Linked DNA regions of Homo sapiens: region 2 is linked to region 1. The links are chromatin loops, found by intact Hi-C in ENCODE. Cell type or tissue: tibial artery. All regions are shown on one strand. Links, peaks and the distances in the headings refer to the core of each region. The heading gives the core; the rest is flanking DNA.

Region 1 (10,356 bases), core at 6,167-8,666:
AAAGGTAGGAAGTAGCTGAGGCAGGCTGGACTCACATGTAAGATAAAGAAACCTCAACGGCCACAGGCCCAACTCTGTCCCTTTAAAGCCTTCTATCAAACTCCAGCTACATTCTTTAGGCTATGTGGTACAAGGACATGCTATTTTTTAAAAAGACAATGAAGAAAAATTTTTGGCAAAATATATAATTCAGCTTCATAGTCAATATATATATACATATAATTCAAGTTATTCACAGTCGTCCTGTGACAGCAGAAAACCCCAGGTCTCACTTGCTCCCTGGGACTTGAGTTCATTGCTGGAGATGTTGCCATTGTAGGCAGTACAGGGCATACGCTTGCTTGGTGGGACCAGAGAAGCCTGTCTGTCAGGAAAATGCCTTCCCCTAATGCACTTCCTTCTTAATTAAAATAACATTTTGAAAGTAAAATTATACAGTGTGTAGAATAAACAGTACAACAATAGCTGTGATTAATCTGTCATAGATTGTATAATGTGATGCTAATAGGAAGAAATAAACTCCTGCTAAAGATCAAAGTCATCTCTGCACATGGGGAAATTTTAAAATTAGAATGCAGATAAATGAATCTCCAAACTGAAAAAAAAAGAGCTCTGCACTCTGCAGGCTCAAAAAATGAAGGAGAAAAGACAGCCTAAGGACTTCCCACAGCCCAGAGGAGCTGGGAGCCTGAAGAAGGAGTTCTGGTCTGAATCCTCGCCTTCTGTTTTTCCCAAGCATCTGGCAGCCTCTCTTTCTTTAACCTTGTGACAATCACTCAAGCGTCCCTTAGTCTGCCCAAATACTGCTAATCCCATCAGGCTCAGCCCATGAAAAGGCATGTGTGCCTGTGTATGTGTGCTGGGGGGCTGTATGGGTAGAGCATGTGTGCTGGAGCTGTGGTGGAAAAGGAGAGACACCCAAGTCTGTGCTGTGTACTCCCTACAGAGCACTCCCTACACCCTCTCATGTGCCTTACACGCAGGTGTCATTTTCATTTACAAGCATTGGACTCAATGAGCAAAGGGGCTGGAATTAGGAACTCAAATCTTGTGGTTCTAAAGCCTAGGCTTTTTTTGTTTTGTTTTGTTTTGCTTCTCTTGGGGAAAGGTGTGTCCTAAGAAAGTATGATTATCCACAGAAAGGCAAATGAATCTAAGAGTGTGCATGTAAGCATATTGTTAAGCAGCAATTAAGAATGGAATACCTACTGCATGCAGTCATGGTGTTATGTGCTGGGGATGCCAAGGCCCCTGCCACCCCAGAGAGTAGCTTGTAAAGGAGGTGGGGAGGAGAAGGGGGTCAAACGAGCAGATAGGCCTTTATAATACAGTGTGTAGACTGCAGAGTGTTGTGGAGACCCAGTCAGAGGGGATGATGGGGTCACAGAGGAGGACACCTAACCCAGACTTGGGCAGTAAGAAAGTCACATTTGCACTGAAGTCTCAGAAATGAGGTGGAGTTGGCTTAGTGAAGGAAACACAGAGCAGAGAAAGCGTCCCAGGAAGAGGAAGGAGCATGTTGCAAAGGCCCAGAAATGAGATAGAGCATTATTCATGGAAGTCAATACAGTCTGTCTGTGAGCAATCTTAAAACCTAAGCAAAATGATTTCAGGGCCTGCCCATTGACCTTGTATTCTCCCAATTATCTTCTTCACTCCATTTACAAACTATCTCCTCCATCTTTTGAGTTACCTCTGCTGCCCACTGAAATGCAAATACTCCTGCAAGAACCAGTGGACTCCAGTGGTTTCATCTCAAGCCCAGCAAGTATTCTAGGCCATTTACTGAGGGTAGGATTGAGACCTGAAGATGACCTAAGGTCCCCTAGAGCAAGGCAATTTTTGCCAGACTCAGAATTTGGCAGAAGTTGAAGTCCTGCTCGAAGCAAGCCTCTTGTCAAATAAGGGGTGATGCATGTTTCCCATTGGCTCTGTAGCAGCTCAGCCTGTAATTCCACACAACGGAGGCACATCTCCAGTACCTGAAGAGGACCTGGGAACCCCCTACTTGTCCAAAACTGCTGCTTACATAACAGTAGTACAGCTTTGAACTGAGCATGGCTGAAGGGGCACAGCTAAAGGTCATGGTGGAGTTAAATCAGCCAGCACATCTGAGTGACAAAGACAGTCTTCTTAGCTTCTACCATGCTGACAAAAATTGATTTGGTTCTTTAAGAATTTTCCCAATTATTAGTCTGTAAGGTATAGTACTGAGGGCATGAGCTTTGCAGACTGTCTTAGACCATTTGTATTGCTATAAAGGAATATCCAAGGCTGGGCAATTTATAAATAAAAGACATTTATTCAGCTTAGGATTTTGAAAGCTGCACAGGGAGCACAGCACTAGGATTTGCTTCTGGTGAGGACCTCAGGAAGCTTCCACTCATGGTGGAAGGTGAAGGGGGATTGGCATCACATGGGGATAGGAAAAATGCAAGAGAGAGGGGAGGGTGGTACCAGACTCTTTCAAATAATCAGAGCTCATGGAAACTAATAGTGAGGCTTCACTCATTACCGTGAGGACAGCACAGGGCCAGCCATGAAGAATTGTCCCCTTGACTCAAACACCTCCCACCAAGCCCCATCTCCAACATTGGGGATCAAATTTCAACATGAGATTTTGAGGGGACAAATATCCAATCTGTGATATAGATACAGACTAGGTTAGCTATTTGCTAGTTTTGTTCAACATGATTATTCAAACCCTCTGAGCTTAATTTATTCATCCATATGAAATGCATTTGTTGAAAACCTATTATATTTCAGGTATTATGATGGAGTTTAAGGTTCCTGAAAATTTTATAGTTTAGTGGGGATAGCAGATTGTTATTTATTGTACAAATGTGATAAGGAATGCATAGGTATTCTCTTTCACATTTCCCAGTTGTGTGATCCCCCCCGATTCCGCCAGGGGCATATGATTTTCACAGGGTACCCTTGGGACTGTTGCAGCTGGAATGCAAAGGGAAAATGTCCATATACATCTTTAGCAAGACATTTCATAGCGAGACAGTGGTTTTGAAAGTCAGTCATTCTTGTGAAAGAAAAAAAGGGGAAGGGATTCTGAATTTCTTAAACTCTCACAGATTATAAAGAGCCAGGCTTGGAGAGCTTGATCATAGAGTTTTATGGGAAAGGCAAGGTGGTCATCCCCTAGGGTACCCAATTGCTCTCACACTTTGGCCTGCACCTCAAGGTGGAGAGTGAGTATTATAGAAATAAACAGGAAGGAGGGAACCAGGTAACACTGGAGCGAGTGATCTGTTTCCCTGGGTTCTAGCCTCTGGGAGATGCCCCATAGTTGGTATGGTGCCAACATGGTGGACAGTGAGAGTGTGGCTTGATGGGGAGGTAAGTTCTCAGTGGAGACTCTGAGATGATGCTACTGGTTGCCTTCAGCCTGTGTGCAGTGTGCAGAGACAGCTAGCCTCGACATCATTCCTGATCTCCAAACTCCATATGTTGCACATATGTCCTTGAGTATTCCATGGGCCCAGCAAAATCCTAAATTGAAGACCCCTGCTTCCAAGGCCACTACATAGGCCCCACCTCTGGATGCTCCATCTCCATAGCCAGCACCATCATTTACCTGCTCAGGCAAATCAGGAATCCAAAGGGCACCCAGGAGACCCTTTTCTCACCCTACCCCTGCATCCAGCCATTCCCCACTTCCTGATGAATTTACACGCTAAGTTTTGTTTGAATGTCTCCTCTGCATGCTTAGCTCCCCATGCATGGATCAGGCTGCTGCCATCACCGTTCACCCTGACTATAACTACCGGCCCTAGGTGGTCTCTTTGCATTTGGTTTCACCCTTCATTATCCATGCCTTCCTCGACCTTCCCAGTGACTGATCCAGCAGTATCTCCTACCACGTCATGCCCCACCAGTTCTGAATCAGCTGCAGTTTCCCGTACGCAACATACCATCTCACACTTGCACACCTTGGTTAAAAGTGTTCCTTCTGTCTCAAATGATGTCCTTCCCAGCATTCTTCTCCTGGCTCCTACACATGCTTCAAAGCTTATCTTGGGCAATATCTCATTTTAAATGATTTATTGAGCATGTGTTTTGTGCAATATGGAGGGCTGGAGAAGCACCTAGAAAGGGCACTCAGTCTTGACTTGGAGGATCAGGGAAATCACCTGACTAGAAATGTCATTGAAGATTCTCAGAGCTGAGTTTCAGAGGAAGAGGAAATGGACAGGTGAAGGAGTAGGGAGAAGGCTAAAAGTTTTTGAAGCACTGGAAACACCATATAGGACCTGTGGGGCTGGTGCTGCTTGTGAAATGAACTGAAGTAAATTCACCACGGCAGAGGCTAGAGCAAAGAAAAGAAAGTAGCAAGAAAGGAAGATGAAGGGGCTGGAGGAGCCAGATGACACAGAGCCTCGTAAGTCTCTTCAAAGAATATGGAATTTATGCAAAATGCAATGGGATGACAACAAAGGCAAAGCTCTAAGTTGGTTGAATTTCCCATCTCTCCAGCTTCTAGATCCTCCCTTACAGATTTCTTATCAGTTTATGTGTCTGATGCCCCATTGGATAGTAGGTTCCTATATAGCAATAATCATTTCTTCTTGATCTTTGTTTCCTTGTACCTAACACAGATTCTACCCCAGGATAGGATTTTAATAAATGCAGTGAGCTCAGTGTCACCACTGAAGGGACAGAGATCTACCCAGGATGTGGCAGAGCCCATCTATCCCAGACTCCTGCATAGGAGCATCACAAATGAAAGTGTGGGGTTCTTGCCTGCCTCAGCACCACAAAACCTTAATTGTCAACATGATACCATGTGACAGGAAAGAGCAGCTGTGATGCTATGCAGGCAAACTTGATCCCTGGGGAATCCTGCCCCAGAGGTATCTCTTGGGTGGCCCTAATAGGAATGTACCAACTCCAGGGCCAGGGAGGGTTGTATAGTGAGGACCCAGATGGAGGCACACTTGAATTGGCTGTAGGCTCGTGAGGGACACTGAGGGTTTGGCTCAGTGGGAGAGGAGTGAGAGAGCCTCAGGGGACTCTGAAGAAAGCACCAGTGAAAGCCACAGGGTCACCAGGGGTTCTTGTGGAGACCAGTTCCTGTGGAGACTGGAGTCAGACCAGCCTGAAAAGGTGGAGGCTCACAGCTGTTTGAATCGGGACAGCAGAGGAGAGGATCCAGTCCCCAGAGGGCTCACCTGACTCTCCTTGCACCTAAGGAGATCATTGACTTGGTTGGCACTGACTGTGTCTGCATCTGTCTCACTCACCTGCCCTGCAACTCACCAAAATCACAACTGACTTTTATGGGCCTGGCATATAATATACATTAAATAATGCACATTTATTAAATAGGTGACGCAAATTAATATAATTTAAATTCCATGTATCTACTGGGGACTACTAGAGTGGGGAGGAAGGAAATGGGGCAAGGGTTGAAAAACTAACTGTTGGGACTATGCTCACTATCTAGGTGATGAGATCAATCATATCCCAAGTCTCAGCATCAGGCAATATACCCCTGTAACAAACCTGCACATGTGCCCCCTGAATCTAAAGTAAAAGTTGAAATTATTAAAAAATTTAAAAATAAAAAATTCTATGTGTTTATAGGCTGTTTTGTTCATTTGCTGAATCCCCAGCACCTAGAATGGGGCTGGCACGTAGCAGGTGCTTGAAAATTGTTTAACATATTCACTCCATATAATGAAAAGTAATTATTATTATTACGGCTCAAGGAGGGTCAATCTTTCTCCCAAGGACACACCACTTAAGAGGACAGATGGGCTAAATCTTGCCAGTTCCAAACTGGTGACTTTCCTGGGCTGCAGGAAAAGAGCTGAACTGTCCTGGGCCCACGTGGATTTCCTGACCTTTCAAGAATGGGATCTGTGGGGCAGCTGCCTGGCTGAGTTAAGAGCAAGGGCTTTGGATGGAGGGGCTGAGAGTCAGAGGAGAGGCAGAAACACAGTCCTCGCCAGGGCCTGTGCAGATTCGCTGAAACAAGAACCTAGGTAGTGCTTCGCACATAACACTCAAAGTGTTGGTGATTAAAGGAGAGGCCAGAGTTGAAACCATGCTTGGAATTATAAAATTAGTAGAAAAAAACACCTGGAAGAACAAGAGTGGAGGAGAATGTAAAGCCCCAGGACTGAGTTGTGGGAGGCCCATGAGTGCAGAGGGCAGATGAAATCAGAGAGGTGGCTAGTAAGCCAGGATAGTGTGGTCACAGGAGTTCTGAAAGGAAAGTTGTAGACAAAGGAGGTCATGAATAGAGTGGACTAGGACTGTCAAAGTCAGCTGAGCTTGGCTGAAAGGAGGAGGAGGCGTGGCATTTAACAGCAAGGGATTGGGTTCAATTCTCTACTCAGCCGTTTGGCTAGCTATGAGACCTGGGAAGTGACTTACCTCTCAGAGTTTCATCTTATCTACAAATCAATAGGACCAATTAATAAGGCTAGGAAAAATGCCTTGCCCAGTACTTGAAATAAGGCAAGCACTAGATAAATGCTGCTGAGATTGTGTTGGTGTTGGTGGTGTTCTTGCAACTAACGACCTTTAAAAAAAATTATCAGTTTAGTAGGGAGAAAGGAAAGGTAGGGGAGGAAGATGGGAACTTGGTTGCAGAAAGTTTCGGGGAGGGGGTGCCAAGGAAATGATGGGTATAGATTACCTTGCTGAAGAATTTGGTAGTGAATGGAAGCTAAGAAATCCAGAGTTTGGGCTAGCAGTTTCTTTAAGAGAGAAAAGGCAAGTGAATGTTCACAAGCAAAAGCGAGGGAACTAGTAGAGATGGAGGAACTGGAGATCTCAGCGAGAAACAGCAAAAGCCAGGAACAGGCCACAGGAGTAGGCAGGGATAGCCCAGAGGAGAAGGGGGCACCCCTGGCCCTCTCTGCACCCTTGCCTACTTTAGCTCCTTTACCAGCTTTTTCCTGTAGACTGAATTGGTCAGTTTTTCTCCCAGCCTCTTTCAGGGAGTGTAGTAAAAGGAAGGCTTGCTTAGAAGTCAAAAAGCCGGACACTGGCCACGTGTATTTGGCTGAGCCTTTGTCCTTCCTGAGCCCTTGTTTCTTCATCCATAAATAAGGTGGCTGGATTGATCATTTCTGTGATTCTGTGAACATGTCATCTCACTAAGCATTATGAAACATTTCCTCTTCTGAAGTTCTTCTTCACTCTGATTAGAAGGAAGAGGAAAAAAAAGTCTTTAAACGGAAGCTATCACTTCCTCCAGCAATTGGGACAATATTTCTGTGTTTCACATGAAGAACTAGCAGATCCAGTGATTCCATCCTTGCTGGCAGATCTCTGCTGAGCCTGCTGGTGTTTTAAATAGCACATGCACTTTGTCCTGGCCTCCTGGAATGAAGCAAGGGAGAAGCCAGGGGTTTGTGCTAGCTGACTGTTGCTGTTGATGAGGCACTCAATGGCTGCAGCCTTCTAGATCTTCAGAAATAACAACAATTACTGTACACGCCACAATCTCTCCTCCAAGTCAGCAAATGCATCAGCTGCTGGTTATTTTGATACCCTGGATAAAAGGCTCTTTCGAGAAAATCTAGTACAGAAAAACATTCTTATCCTCTGCTTGTCTGCACCATTCCTCTGGCCGCTGCCCTCTCAGCTGTTTTTCATTCCTATGAATGTAGCTGGTCCAGGCCCAGAAGTCCTTCTCTCAATGACCCAAGAGAAGGACATTTCTGTTTGAACCTTCTTGAAAGTGGAAGAGGCAGGGGAAAAGGCACCTGGCTGTGGTCTCTGTGCCAAAGGCAGGCTGATCTGGAACCTGCTGGAAACCAATCCAGTGTTGGTGGGTTGTCTGACAGTCACAAATGACTCTGACCGTTGTTGGATTCAACAAGTATTAACTGAGCACCTACTATAGGCCAGGTCCTATGCTAGGACCTAGGGAAACTGTGATAAACATGGCCAGGGACTAATAATCAAGCCCCCACTAGAACATAAGCTCTCTGAGAGCCGGTACCACTGCCAGCACACAGTGCCTGGCATATGGTAGGCTCTCAATCAATAATCTTTGGAGTATTTTTGTGTTTGTTGTTTACATGTTCTTATTTACTCAAGATCCTTGAAGTCCAGGGACAGAAATAGAGGTAGTTAGGGGCAGAAAGGAGCTCTTATTAAATCAACATGTGCAAGAAGAATATGACCAACAATTTAGGGGGTGAGGATGGAGCATATAAGCAAACTTATAATCTGCTTACATCACTTAAAGTTTCCCCCTTACATACCACATGGAAAAGAACCACAAGTGTCCCAAATCCTTTTGTCCTTCTGAATGATGCCACAAGAACACATACAAATGCTCTGCATTCAACAACCAAATTCTCTGTTATTCTAAAAGTTTAATTTCATACCCAAATTCTCAGGCAGCTATTATGTAAGGCTTGGGGCTAGTGCTTTCCAAACAAGTTTATACATGACATGATTGATGGATGAATTCATCCTGTTATCTGGAAATTCTTTTGTTTAATTGACGATGATAAATTTCCTAATGGATCACCTCGACTATGATACTACTTTTGTAGAAAGGGCCATTCACAGTGTTCCCTGGCCTCTTGCCCTCACTTCCAAAGTGTGTTCATACACCAGCCTGTATCTGAACAAGTCAGAAGTGGACAAGCCTAAGGCTGGGAAACAACAAGGTCACACCAAAGCTAAGGCTGACTTCCAATTCCAGGGCTTTTTGCCTATTTCATCCTTCTCAGAGCATGTGTAAATGGAATGAACTTTCTTATGGGAGCAAACGTGAAAATAGAAAGAAGTAAGACCTCAAGACTAATCTGAATCAAGGGAGTTGGAAATGCCTAGTCAGGGCTTCATCTTGCTCAAGTGCCATCCATTAAGGGTAAATGACCACCCCCAGACTTAGGACAGGAATCATCTGCTTCACTAAATCCCAGTTCCCTGGAGGGTGCCCTTCTGCTAAGTTGCACTGGCTGGTGTTACCAGCAATAGGGAGATTCTGTGCCCCACCTTCCCTCCCTGTTACTCTCCTCACACCTACTTCTCCTCTGTGGCATCCATACAGGGTAGGGGTCCAACCCACCTTTGCTATAGGAAGAAGCGAAGGCACAGACAAGCTCAACACGGGAGGGAGTGGGGCTGTAAATTTCCAAAGAGCTACGAATCCCCTGGAATGCTACAATTAATGATGCACATTTGGTGACAAATTTGACTTCAGGGGTATTTCTCCCTTGCTCATTTTATGCTGGGGTGGGAACAGCCCTGGCAGAGGGGCAGGGGAAAGTCAGGCAAGCTCTCCTGTCAGGCTGAATCGAGGGAACTCAAGAAATTTTGAAGGGTCAGGAAGAATTTGTGTGGGGCCTGGAGTGTGGAGAGGGGGGCATGGGGGCCTAGGGTTTGCTGGCTATATCAGTCTGGGGTCACAGACCCCTTGCAAAACTGATGAAAGCTGCGGACCTTCAGCTCAGAAAAGAATATTAGCATTGCACACAGTCGCGCAAATCAGCCTACAGTTTCAGAGGGGCCAAGGACTCCGGGAAGTTCCTGGAACCCAGGGCCTTAAGTTAAGGTCCCGGCTCTAGCTCCTGACTCCTGAAGTCCTCTGCCCCTTGTCCCCATGCTGGACTTGCCGGGCCTGGGGGCCTTCTAGCTGGTTCTGCAGCCGCCTTCCCTTGTCAGAGGAGCTTGGGCACCTGCCCCTCGCGGAGCTCCCCCTGGGTGCTCACCTATCCTGGGATAAGGAAAGGCGCCCCGAAGAAAAGGAGCAGCCGATGCCTGGGGCACCGAGGGCGACGCCGGGCAGACCAGGGAGGCACTGGCGAAGGGCAACGCGCGGGGGCAGGGCGGAGAGGTGAGGGAAGCTGCGAGCAACTCCGCCCAGCCCCAGCCAGTCGGCCCAACGACCCCTGCCGGTGCCCCAGAAACTCCCCCTCCCGGCTTTGCGCGCGCGGCCCCTCAGACCCCAGTGGGTTTCCCTTTGACCTCTGAAGGTTTAAAGTCCTTCTCTGGCTGGGTCTGGCCAGCCCTCCAGGAGCGATCCGTCTGTAGTCCCCAGGACCCCCTCCAGCCGGGCACCACAGCCCAGCCACAGCAGGTGCGGGGCTGGTGGTGGGGAGGGGAGGGATGGGGGCCAGGATTTGGAGCGTGTGACTCAGGAGTACGGGAGGAGGGGCTAAGAATTCAAGAAGCCTGTGTGAGAGCAGCTCGGCGCTCCGGCACAGCAGAGAGCGCTGGGAGCCGGAGGGGAGCGCAGCGGTGAGTCAGGCTGCCCCGAGCCGATCCCGAGAGGGGCGCAGCGCGGGCGCGGGCAGGGGTGGCTGGGCTTCGCGGGAGAGTTTGCAAGGATACCGGTCTGGCGAGCTCTCTGGTTACCCCCGAGGCTCC
Region 2 (10,356 bases), core at 4,723-7,222, 94 kb before region 1:
TTTAGAGACAACATACTGGAGCCACTTTTACCAGCAGTTCCACAAGGAATTTATCATTGCTGAACAGTTTAAGATCATTAGATAAACTATGTCCTAGTCAGAAAGTGGGGGTTTTATACTTCAGAAAGGATCCCTTCTTATTAAGCAAAGATGAATGGCATTTTCTGCATTTGCAAAAGTATAGATCAGCTTTCTAAAAGACCTCGCATTGCATCTAGCCCTCATCCTGATTAGTCACGGCAGTTAAAAATCTGAGGAAGACAAGCACCCTTTGTGGACTTTCACATTATAGCTCTTTCTCTTGAAGTTTGGTACAACTGTATCAGCTTTGAAATATATAAATCCAATTAAAGTGTGTTTGGCTTTTTAGAAAGCAAAGGGGAGATTAGGCCCCTGAGAGCAGCTTTGTCATTTTATGTTTTTTACCAAACCACTTGACTTTTTGCCACCTCCTTTCTAGAGATTAAGTCGTAGGTCAAGGTGGTGGCTGATCTACAACACAGGTTAAAACCCCAGCTTGAGTTGGAAAGCAAGCTAACTTGGTAACAACCCACATAGACATAGGCACGTGCACCTAGCAAAGCCAATTTCTCCAAAGATGTATTTCAGGAATGAGAAGTTCTTTTTTTTTTTTTGAGATGGAGTCTCACTCTGTTGCCAGTCTGGAGTGCAGTGGTGCGATCTCGGTTCACTGCAACCTCTGTCTCCTGGGTTCCAGCGATTCTCCTGCCTTAGCCTCCTGAGTAGCTGGGACTACAGGCATGTGCCACCATGCCTGGCTAATTTTTGTAATTTTAGTAGAGATGGTGTATTAGTCTATTTTCATGCTGCTGATAAAGACATACCCAAGACTGGGCCATTTACAAAAGAGAGAGATTTATTGGACTTACAATTCCACATGGCTGGGGAGACTTTACAATCATGGCGAGAGGCAAGGAGGAGCAAGGTCACATCTTATTTGGGTGGTAGCAGGCAAAGTCAGAGATTGTGCAGAGAGACTCCCATTTTTAAAACCATAACATCTCAAATGGTATTTCTAGTTCTAGATCCCTAAGGAATCGCCACACTGACTTCCACAATGGTTGAACTAGTTTACAGTCTCACCAACAGTGTAAAAGTGTTCCTATTTCTCCACATCCTCTCCAGCACCTGTTGTTTCCTGACTTTTTAATGATCGCCATTCTAACTTGTGTGAGATGAGATCCCAAAGGATTATAAATCATGCTGCTATAAAGACACATGCACATGTATGTTTATTGCGGCACTATTCATAATAGCAAAGAATTGGAACCAACCCAAATGTCCATCAATGATAGACTGGATTAAGAAAATGTGGCACATATACACCATGGAATACTATGCAGCCATAAAAAAGGATGAGTTCATGTCCTTTGTAGGGACATGGATGAAGCTGGAAACCATCATCCTCAGCAAACTATCACAAGGACAAAAAACCAAACACCGCATGTTCTCACTCATAGGTGGGAATTGAACAATGAGAACACTTGGACACAGGAAGGAGAACATCACACACCAGGGCCTGTTGTGGGGTGAGGGGAGCAGGGAGTGATAGCATTAGGAGATATACCTAATGTAAATGACGTGTTAATGGGTGCAGCACACCAACATGGCACATGTATACATATGCAACAAACCTGCACGTTGTGCACATGTACCCTAGAAATTAAAGTATAATAAATATATATATATATAAACCATAACATCTCATAAGACCCATTCACTATCACAAGAGCAGCACAGGGAAAACCCACCTCATGATTCAATCATCTCCCACCAGGCCCCGCCCACAACAAGTGGGAATTATGGGCGCTACAAGATGAGATTTGGGTGGGGACACAGAGCCAAACCATGTCAGACAGGGTTTCACCATGTTGGCCAGGCTGGTCTCAAACTCCTGACCTCAGGTGATCTGCCTGCCTCAGCCTCCCAAAGTGCTGGGATTACAGGTGTGAGGCACCACACCTGGACAGAAATGAGTAGTTCTTGATAGGATTGGAGGTAGCCAGCTCAGTGTAACTGTTCATTTCTGTCTTCTGAAGTAAAAGCATGAGAAATGCCCATATTCAAACCAGAAACCGAGTATGTTTCCTTTGGTAACATCCCCGAAAACCAGACTTTCACACACCTGACCACACCACACATCTGTCCTTGAATTTCCACTAAGGTATATCAGTAACAATAACCTGAAAAAATTTTCTAAGGAGTGCATTAGAAAATAAGTACTTATCACTTCATGTGAGTCTATTGTGTGAGCAGCCTAATCTCAGCTGCCCAGTATCTTGTACTGCAATCAGTAACTGACCATGAAGAGAGAGATGGAGGAGTCCTGACTGTCTGAGCCCTAAACTGTTTGTCCTCTTGGCCTGGGCACCAGATGTGTGAGTGAGCAAGCCTCAAGGGGATTCTAGTCCCCAACCCTTGAACCACAGCAGTCCATTCTGAGTTGGAGCAGAGATGAGCTGTCTCTTCCAAGGTCATGAACAAAATGAAGTTTGTTGTTATTTTAACATTACTCGAGTAAAACCCAAGCATATCTATGTATATATGACAATTTCCCAGCTACGTCCCACGTAGCAGAGTGATTACTAGAGCTGCTGAACCTGACTGGGGGCTTCGCAGAGGCTCCTGATGTAGTGAAAAATGAAGATGGGTCAGAACAGATTCATAAAAATTATGGTCTATTTTAAACATCATATAATGAATAAATTAATATTTTATTTTAAAAGTATAATTGGATAATGCACAACATAGCCCAAGGATTTATTTAAAAAAAAAAAAATCGCTGGTGATGCCCAAGTGACACAGCTTAATGATCAGACACATACTTTTAAGGTTGTATGAGTAACATCTTGTTCCATCAGTTTCTCTGTGACTGTATAAGCTCATTTGGAAATAACATCCGAAGTCTACGTTTGAGATGAAAGTGAAAAGTTGTGAAAGTGAGTCCTGGCTTGTTGGGCCAGGCCTGTGATAGCACTGAGCTGGATGCTCTGGTCTGCTGCACCGAGTTCCAATGCCTGATCCTCTGACATCAGGTGGCTGCATGGCCCTCAGGAGGAGACCTTCTCTGAAGCAACACCTGCAGCCTTTCGGGCTCTGGGCTTCCTCACCCACCCTCAAACCCAAGAGAGCTGCCCTGCACTGCTCAGTGTCTGGAGAGCTAAAGAGCTTTTTCCCCTCTTGTCTTTTTACTTTCCTAGCCTTACTGCTAGCAGGTCTCAAGAGTTCCATTATAAGCCATTGTTTTCTTTGTTCAGAGCCTTTTAGTCTCTCCTACTGTAAATAACAACAGCGACTAGAACAATTAACATTTGTGCAATTGTGCACATGTACCCTAAAACTTAAAGTATAATAATAAAAAAAGCAGCAACAATAAAGTATAACAGACAAGTCAGCCAGCTTTAACAAAAAAAAAAAAACATTTGTGCAGTGAATTGCAGTTTGCAGAGCACTTTCACAGACATTCTCTTAACTGAGACTCACATCAAATAAGTCATTATTATTCTAAAGTAGTTATTATTATGATTTCAAATTTACAAGCAAGGAACGAGGCTCTGAGAGGTGAAGTGCCTTGTCTGAGATCGAATAACCCGTCAGTGGAGAAGCCTGGAGAGAATGCAGGTGTTCTGAGTCTGACCTTATATTCCGTCCATTCTGTCAGCTGCGCTTCTGTGGGTAGACAGAGCGGCACCTCTGCTTCATACACAAACAATTATGGTGATGATTGTTGTCATTGTTCACCAACTTGGGCTCACTCAGTGTACCTTCATTTTCTTTTCCATGACAATAATTTTGTATTTCCAGAATAGGATTATGCAATGGAAACTTCCGGGAAATTAGATACTTTAAAACTCACTTTACCCATTAGTTTCTATTTTTTATGTTTGAAATAAAATAATAATCTAACATTTACTGTAATTATAACAATAAACAACAAAAGTTTATGGTGTTTAACAGTTTGGTATTTAGCAGTTTACAAGGTACTTTAACATACATTAATTCATTTGGTTTTCACAACTGCCCAGTAAAGTTAATTGAAATAGTATGCCTATTCTTTTTTAGAGGAATAAGAGGGTAAATGCCTAGTTCACATTCTCTCAACAAATAAAAGCTGTCCTATGATTTGTATTCAAGGTTTTGGCCTTCCTCTGCACCTTTTTCAGTACCTCCAGCATAGGGTAACTTGGAGTGAGAGAGGGAGGGTTGAATTTGAATTCAGCCTCTGACCATTATTCTGTGTCCTGGGGCAGTGCTTCTGAAACTTGAGCACTCACAGGAACCTCCTGGAGAGCTGAATCCTGGGCCCTGTCACCCAGATTCAGTCTGCCCAGGGTGAGGCCTGGGCATTTGCATTTCTAACAAGCTTCTGGTTTATATTGCTATTTCCAGCCTGTGGAAATACACTTTGAGTAGTTCTGACAGAGAGAAGATGATGCATCTCTCAAAGCCTCAGCATCATCATCTCTAAGGGGGTTAATAGTGCTACCTGCCTCACAGGGTAATAATGAAATAATGTGCATAAAGGCCTTTCTAAACGACCACAGGCTACTAACGTTATTATCCACTGCTTACAACGCAAAATACAAAATACACTTGAAAGTTGAAAGATCACATCAAAAACTTTCACAGCTCTCAGGGGTGCTATTCACATCATATTCTATGCACTGTTGCTCAGAGCTGTGCAACATGATGGTATTGGCTAAATGAGAACCACGATATTCATCTTATTATTATGAATTTCTAGTGTGGGATTCCACTCTAAATTCAATCCAAGCTAAGGATCCCTACCTCCCCAGGGAGAAGGGGTATATCAGCACAGCATTCATCTTATTGTTATGAATTTCTAGTGTGGGATTCCACTCTGAATCCAATCCCCAGAAAGAAGGGGTTGATCAGCACAGCTGGTAGTGCCTATGTGGCTGCTTCATTGTCCTAGGAGTGGAATTACACCTTCCTGCATGTGAGAGGGGGGCACTCACAGGGATGGGCAGGAAGAGGGGAAAGAAAGGCACTCTGAGCTTCCCATCCTTACCCACTGCCACTTCCCATCCTTACCCAATTGCCATTGTGAGCTTCCCTTTTTATATGAGCCTTGGCCAAGCAGCCAGACTAAGTGCAGATTTTTTGTTTCTCTTACTTTCTCTAGTCCAGGGCTTACTGGGAGACTTGAGGGTGCCAAGAAGTGGTCAATGAGAGGGAAAAGGAGCCACAGCAAAGGGCCCCTCAAACCACATGTTGGTTAATCAGCCTCTGAGTGAGAGAAAATGAGCCCCACAGGGATCCATTTATTCTTGAGCGTTGCAGTCTGACAGTGTTGGATCTAAGTCCCAGCTCTGTCATTTATTAGTTCCAAGGACTTATGTGAGTTGCTTTGCCCCCCTTGAACTGAAGTTTCTTTACTGTAAAAGAAGATGAATAATATCCCACTACCCAGTGCCCTCAGTAAATGACAGCTCTTCTTCTTATTATTAATGTTCATTCAACAAGGATTTACTGTACATGCTCTATGTGCCAAACAATATATTAGGCACTGGCCATACAGAAATAAACATAACATTGTGCCTGTCCTGGAGAAGTCTACAGCCCAGTGTGGGAGACACAATTAAGCACGACACAGGTCGCAGGTGTTATTGTCAATACAAGTACAAGGTACAGTACAAAGGAGGGAAATTGGCAGAGGGCAACAGGATTGTGCTCCTTTGGAACTAGTGGCCTTCTGATTTCTCATTTCTGTCCTTCCGTTTACCCTCCCACATCTCAGGAGGAAAATCCAGAAATGCACAGTTTAAATGATAGCTCAGAATAATCATCCTAGGTCAATATTCCTGAGCATCCCAGATCTGCTGCCTGACTGAGGCCTTGCCAGCTGAAAACAGCATCCATCAGCGGTGAACTTAGACTATCCTCTCAGCATCCCCCATCCATGCAAGGCATCTCATTCAGGTTTGGAAAGTTACAGCCTGACACAGCCCTGGAGGTTTGTTTGACTCTTTTTTTTCTTTTCAAATGTTTCATTTCTTTCCCTTTAGGATCTGTGCCCTAGTTGTTCTGGGAAACTTGTGACCTCTCTGTGTTTTTAATTAGAAGATGTCATTTTTCCATGGCAACCTATCTTGATGTCCCAAATAGAGAAACTGTAAAATCAGTTTCCCTATGAAGGGCCAAGCAGTTGGAATGGGAGGCTGCCCAACGAGTGCTGGTGCCCAGGCCTGGTGGCTCCACCCCTGGGTAGGGTCCCCTAAGCAGAAGAACACCACCAGGGTCTCCTGCTAATGTAGACCTGCACCATAGTAGCCTCAGCTGGAACCCTCTTGGCCTGAGTCCATAACACCCAGTTCTTGATGGTTGTTTGGGAGAATCTGCACTTTCTGACTGGCATGGGAACAAACCATGTGAGCCATGAACTATGGTGTCTCCAGGGCCAATAGCCCATAGGTAATAACTTACAGAAGCCAGAAAAACATTGATGGGAAGCAGTTGAAACCAGCCCAAACTCCATGGTGACCAAAGTTGAACTGACCTTCTCTCCCCAGCACCTCACCTCCTAAAGGAATGAGTAGCTTCAGGAAATGATGAAGGAAATAAAGAAATTACGTCCACTCTTTGCAAGTTAGCAATAAGGAAACAGTAGTTAAATCATTGGGCAAAAAGTGGTTGGTTTCTAAAATAACACCCTAAATTTTGTAATTCTGGTTTTTTTCTTTTATTTTTTAAAGGATTATTTGCATTCAGAAAGGCAGACCTAATGATAAATGAAAGTCACCCTGACCACAGAGATTATATTGATACATGTTTAAGTTAAATGGTAAAATGATGTGCTGAATCCTTCCACTACACTGATCAAAATGGAAGGGCGTCACAAGGAAACAAAGGGATCCCCTCATTCTGTGTGTACCCTGTCGAAAACCCACAAGGTGCTAGGCTCCAATAACAACAGCTAACTCTTGTTGACTGCTTATTATTTCCAGGAATTGTTCAAGTGATTTATATCTATTCATTACACACTCATCACAATTATAACAGCAGTAGTTTTCTCTGCTTGTTACATGCCAAGAGCAGTTCTAACTACTTTCATGTGTAATTAATTTCATATTCACTATCATCTTCCTAATTTGCAGATCAGGAAACAGGCATAGAGGGTTGGATAACGTTCTCAAGGTCACAGTCTGGAGATGAAACCAGGCAGTATTGGCTCCAGAGTCTGTGCCTGTAGCCTCTGTAAGTACTACTTCTTCCTTCTTCATGTAAGAAAGTTTCTGGAATTAGGGAAACATATTTGACATGCTAAGTGCATTCCCATCTCAGGACCTTTCGCTGGCCGTTCCCGTTGCTGGAGTGCGCTTTCCTAGGTCTCGGCTTGCCAGGCTCCTTGTCATCATTCATGTCTTGGCTCACTCATGCTTCTTGGAAATGCTTTCCCTGACCCCAAGTCAAAGCAGCCCTCTCTACTGGAAGCCCCAGCCTCTTCGGCCCATTTTTTAAAATTTTAGTTCCTTTGGAGTGCCTTTCACTGCCAGAAATTGCCCTGTTTCTTTATTTATTCTCCCCCCACTGACTAGAATGTAAGTTCCATGACTGGTGTAACTGTTCTACATCAGATAACGCCTGGCACAGAGTTCAGTGCTGTATTAGTCCATTTTTTCACTGCTGATAAAGGCATACCCAAGACTGGGAAGAAAAATAGGTTTAGTTGGACTTACAGTTCCACATGGCTGGGGAGGCCTCAGAATTATGGCAGGAGGCCAAAGGCACTTCTTACATGGTGGCAGCAAGAGAAAATGAGGAAGATGCAAAAGCAGAAACCCCTGATAAAACCATCAGATCTTGTGAGACTTATTCACTACCACGAGAACAGTATGGGGGAAACCGCCCTCATGATTCAAATTATCTCCCACTTGGTCCCTCCCACAACAGGTAGGAACTACAGGATTATAATTCAAGATGAAGTTTGGGTGAGTACATAGAGCCAAACCATATCAGGTGCTCGATAAATACTTGTTGAATGAACAAATGGAGCCTATTAGTAATGATTTTGTCTTGAGCACCAGTTATAATGATGATAACACAGCAGCAGCACCAATAGTACTAATTGGTACTATTAAGTGTTTATTATAAACCACATATTGTGCTAAATATGTGAAGTAGACACTGTTATTGCCCCATTTTGCAGAGGATGAAACTAAGACTTAGAGCAGGTACATGTTGCTGGTGTCACCATGAAGCCAAGAAGCCCTCAAGAACATATGTATATGCCAAAGTGTAGAGGATGAATTTACTGTTATTGAAGCAAAGGCCGCAGGCAATCCCTGCACACCACGGTGAGCCTCTGTGCCTCCTGGGGCTTCCATTTCCCTCTCAGAGGTAAGCAAGTGAAAACAACTAGCACCCGTGACTAGTGGGCAGTTGGAACTCAATAAATATATCTTTCCTTCCTCCATTCCTTGGTGCAACTCATCCAGTATTTATCCCCTCAAAACGTCCTGTGATCTCTGAATGTTTGAATTCCATAGCCTCAAATTATGCCCCAAACTATAGGTCACCTGTGGCCAGATGGCTCGGTCTTTGGTGTCATTAGAGAAAGGATGACTGAAAAGTACGAGGGAAAAGCAAAGACCAGGACAAAGATTTCAAGGAGGGAAATAGAAACAGAGTGTGTGGGAGGAGAGGATGTTGCAAGAAGCAAGAAGGATATAGCAGGAAGAGCCTCAGCTGAGGAAAAAACAGTGCTGTCCACAGAGGTCATGGAGGACTCCACGTGGAAGGGAGTGCCTGGGAAGGGTGTGGCATTAACTGGCTGACGTTGCTGCAAGCCTGCAGGGCTCTTGTCCTCGATGGGACACTTAGGAGCAGATCGGGGACTTGAGTACAGTGCATCCAGCAGAGCAGTGGCCCAGCTGCACCTGGCAGGAAAGCCCTGCCCTGGAGCACCAAGGAGCACAAGGGTGAGGAGGCTGCGGAGCCCTGGTCAGGAGCCGGGGTGCCCAGTATTGGTGTCTGGTCCTGCCCTCATGCCCCTGACGCCACACTCAGCTGCTTTTCAGCTCAGGGAACACCTATCAGGCCCCTCTATTTCAGGAGACTTTCCTGGGTGATGAAAGCGTGAAGTAATAGCCAGCATTGGAGGTCGGTGGGCTAATCAGGTTTGAGGGTTTACTTATTTCACAGAATGACTGTGGTAAATGCACAGATTTCTGTTTTCTATAGGAGGGAGATATGGAGAAAACTAAGCATCACTTATGAAGCGCAGGTCCCTTCTCCCTTCAGGCACAGAACACTTGAGACAGCCAACATTCTCGCGAAGCACCGCCATGGGAGGGTGAATGGCACACATAGCGGAGGGTCTGTACAGGTCAGTGGTGACGGGCCCTCCCAAGGGCTCTGCTGCAGCGGGCTTCAGTCTGCACTTTGACAAGATCTCCATCTCAGGTAATCCCTGTGCACATTCAAGTCTGAGAAGCGCTGAGCTAAAACATTACCACTTTTCAAAAGCACTTTTTGAAACCCCAGGCAGAAAAGTCCTCAGATTTTCACTCACATACACACAGAGATCTCCACGCGCTTGATAACCATCATTCAGTCATGCTTGGGGTTCTTATGAAGGAGAATACATCTAATTATGCTCAGGCTAAACTTCAGTGTTCCCTAAAATCCTAATCTCAATCTTTCTCTCTTTACTTCTTCTTTTGAATTTAATTTAATGTTTAATTTTTGTGGTTCCATAGCAGGACTATTCTCTTTACTTCTATCTCTACCTCTTTTGAGATGTTGGAGACTCTCTCACTCCAGGAGTTCTCAATCCTGGGTAAGTTAAGAGAATAGAGCAGTTAGAGGTATAGGCTTTGGAATCAGAAAATCTGGGTTTTAGTCTTGGCTCTGTTTCCTCTTGGCTGTATGAAGGTAAGAAACTCATACTCTCTGGCCTTAGTCTTCTCACATGTGGAATGAAGCTAGTAGAAACACCTACTTCATGAGGTTATAGTGAGAATTCAATTAAAAAGGTACACAAAGTGCTTTCACGATGTAAGCATCCAATAGCTGGCCACTGTTGCTGTCATGAAGATGGTGCAAGACCTCAACGCTGTCGCCTTGCTCTTTCATCCCAGGAGTATGTGCTGCCTTACTCATCTGTCGGTGACTCATCATGTGTCCTTGGAAACCCAACTTAACAACCAATTAATCTTCTAACAATGCACACTATGACAGGAGACATTTATTGGTTAATCTGGATGAAACATATTAATGAAATTTTATGGCCATCCCCGATGTAAAAGATTTTTTAAAGACTCATTTCAAATTTCTCGTGTTGAGCTGATTTAGGATTTTATTTTATATTTA

What was found. Peaks named below come from ENCODE experiments on the same cell type or tissue, not always from the same donor. Only the 100,000 strongest peaks of a DNase experiment are listed, where the experiment ranks them.
Region 2: it touches region 1 in a loop (2.0-fold over the local background); 10 of 110 quality-filtered maps call a loop at or near these places.

What each region holds. Positions count from the first base shown.
Region 1 is chr1:115,338,075-115,348,430 of GRCh38, reverse strand. The region is part of intron 1 of NGF-AS1 (NGF antisense RNA 1); the gene reads right to left. It overlaps NGF (nerve growth factor), which reads left to right and starts at 10,182. Exons shown (of 3, transcript NM_002506.3): 1 at 10,182-10,227. In tibial artery, for the core only: no CTCF peak of the experiment used is centred there; a DNase peak (open chromatin) is centred at 7,300; H3K27ac peaks cover 2,457 bases.
Region 2 is chr1:115,430,733-115,441,088 of GRCh38, reverse strand. No RefSeq gene overlaps it. Among named protein-coding and RNA genes, the nearest start is that of NGF, 98 kb to the right of the region's middle. RefSeq lists an enhancer at 8,982-9,482. In tibial artery, for the core only: no CTCF peak of the experiment used is centred there; no DNase peak of the experiment used is centred there; H3K27ac peaks cover 985 bases.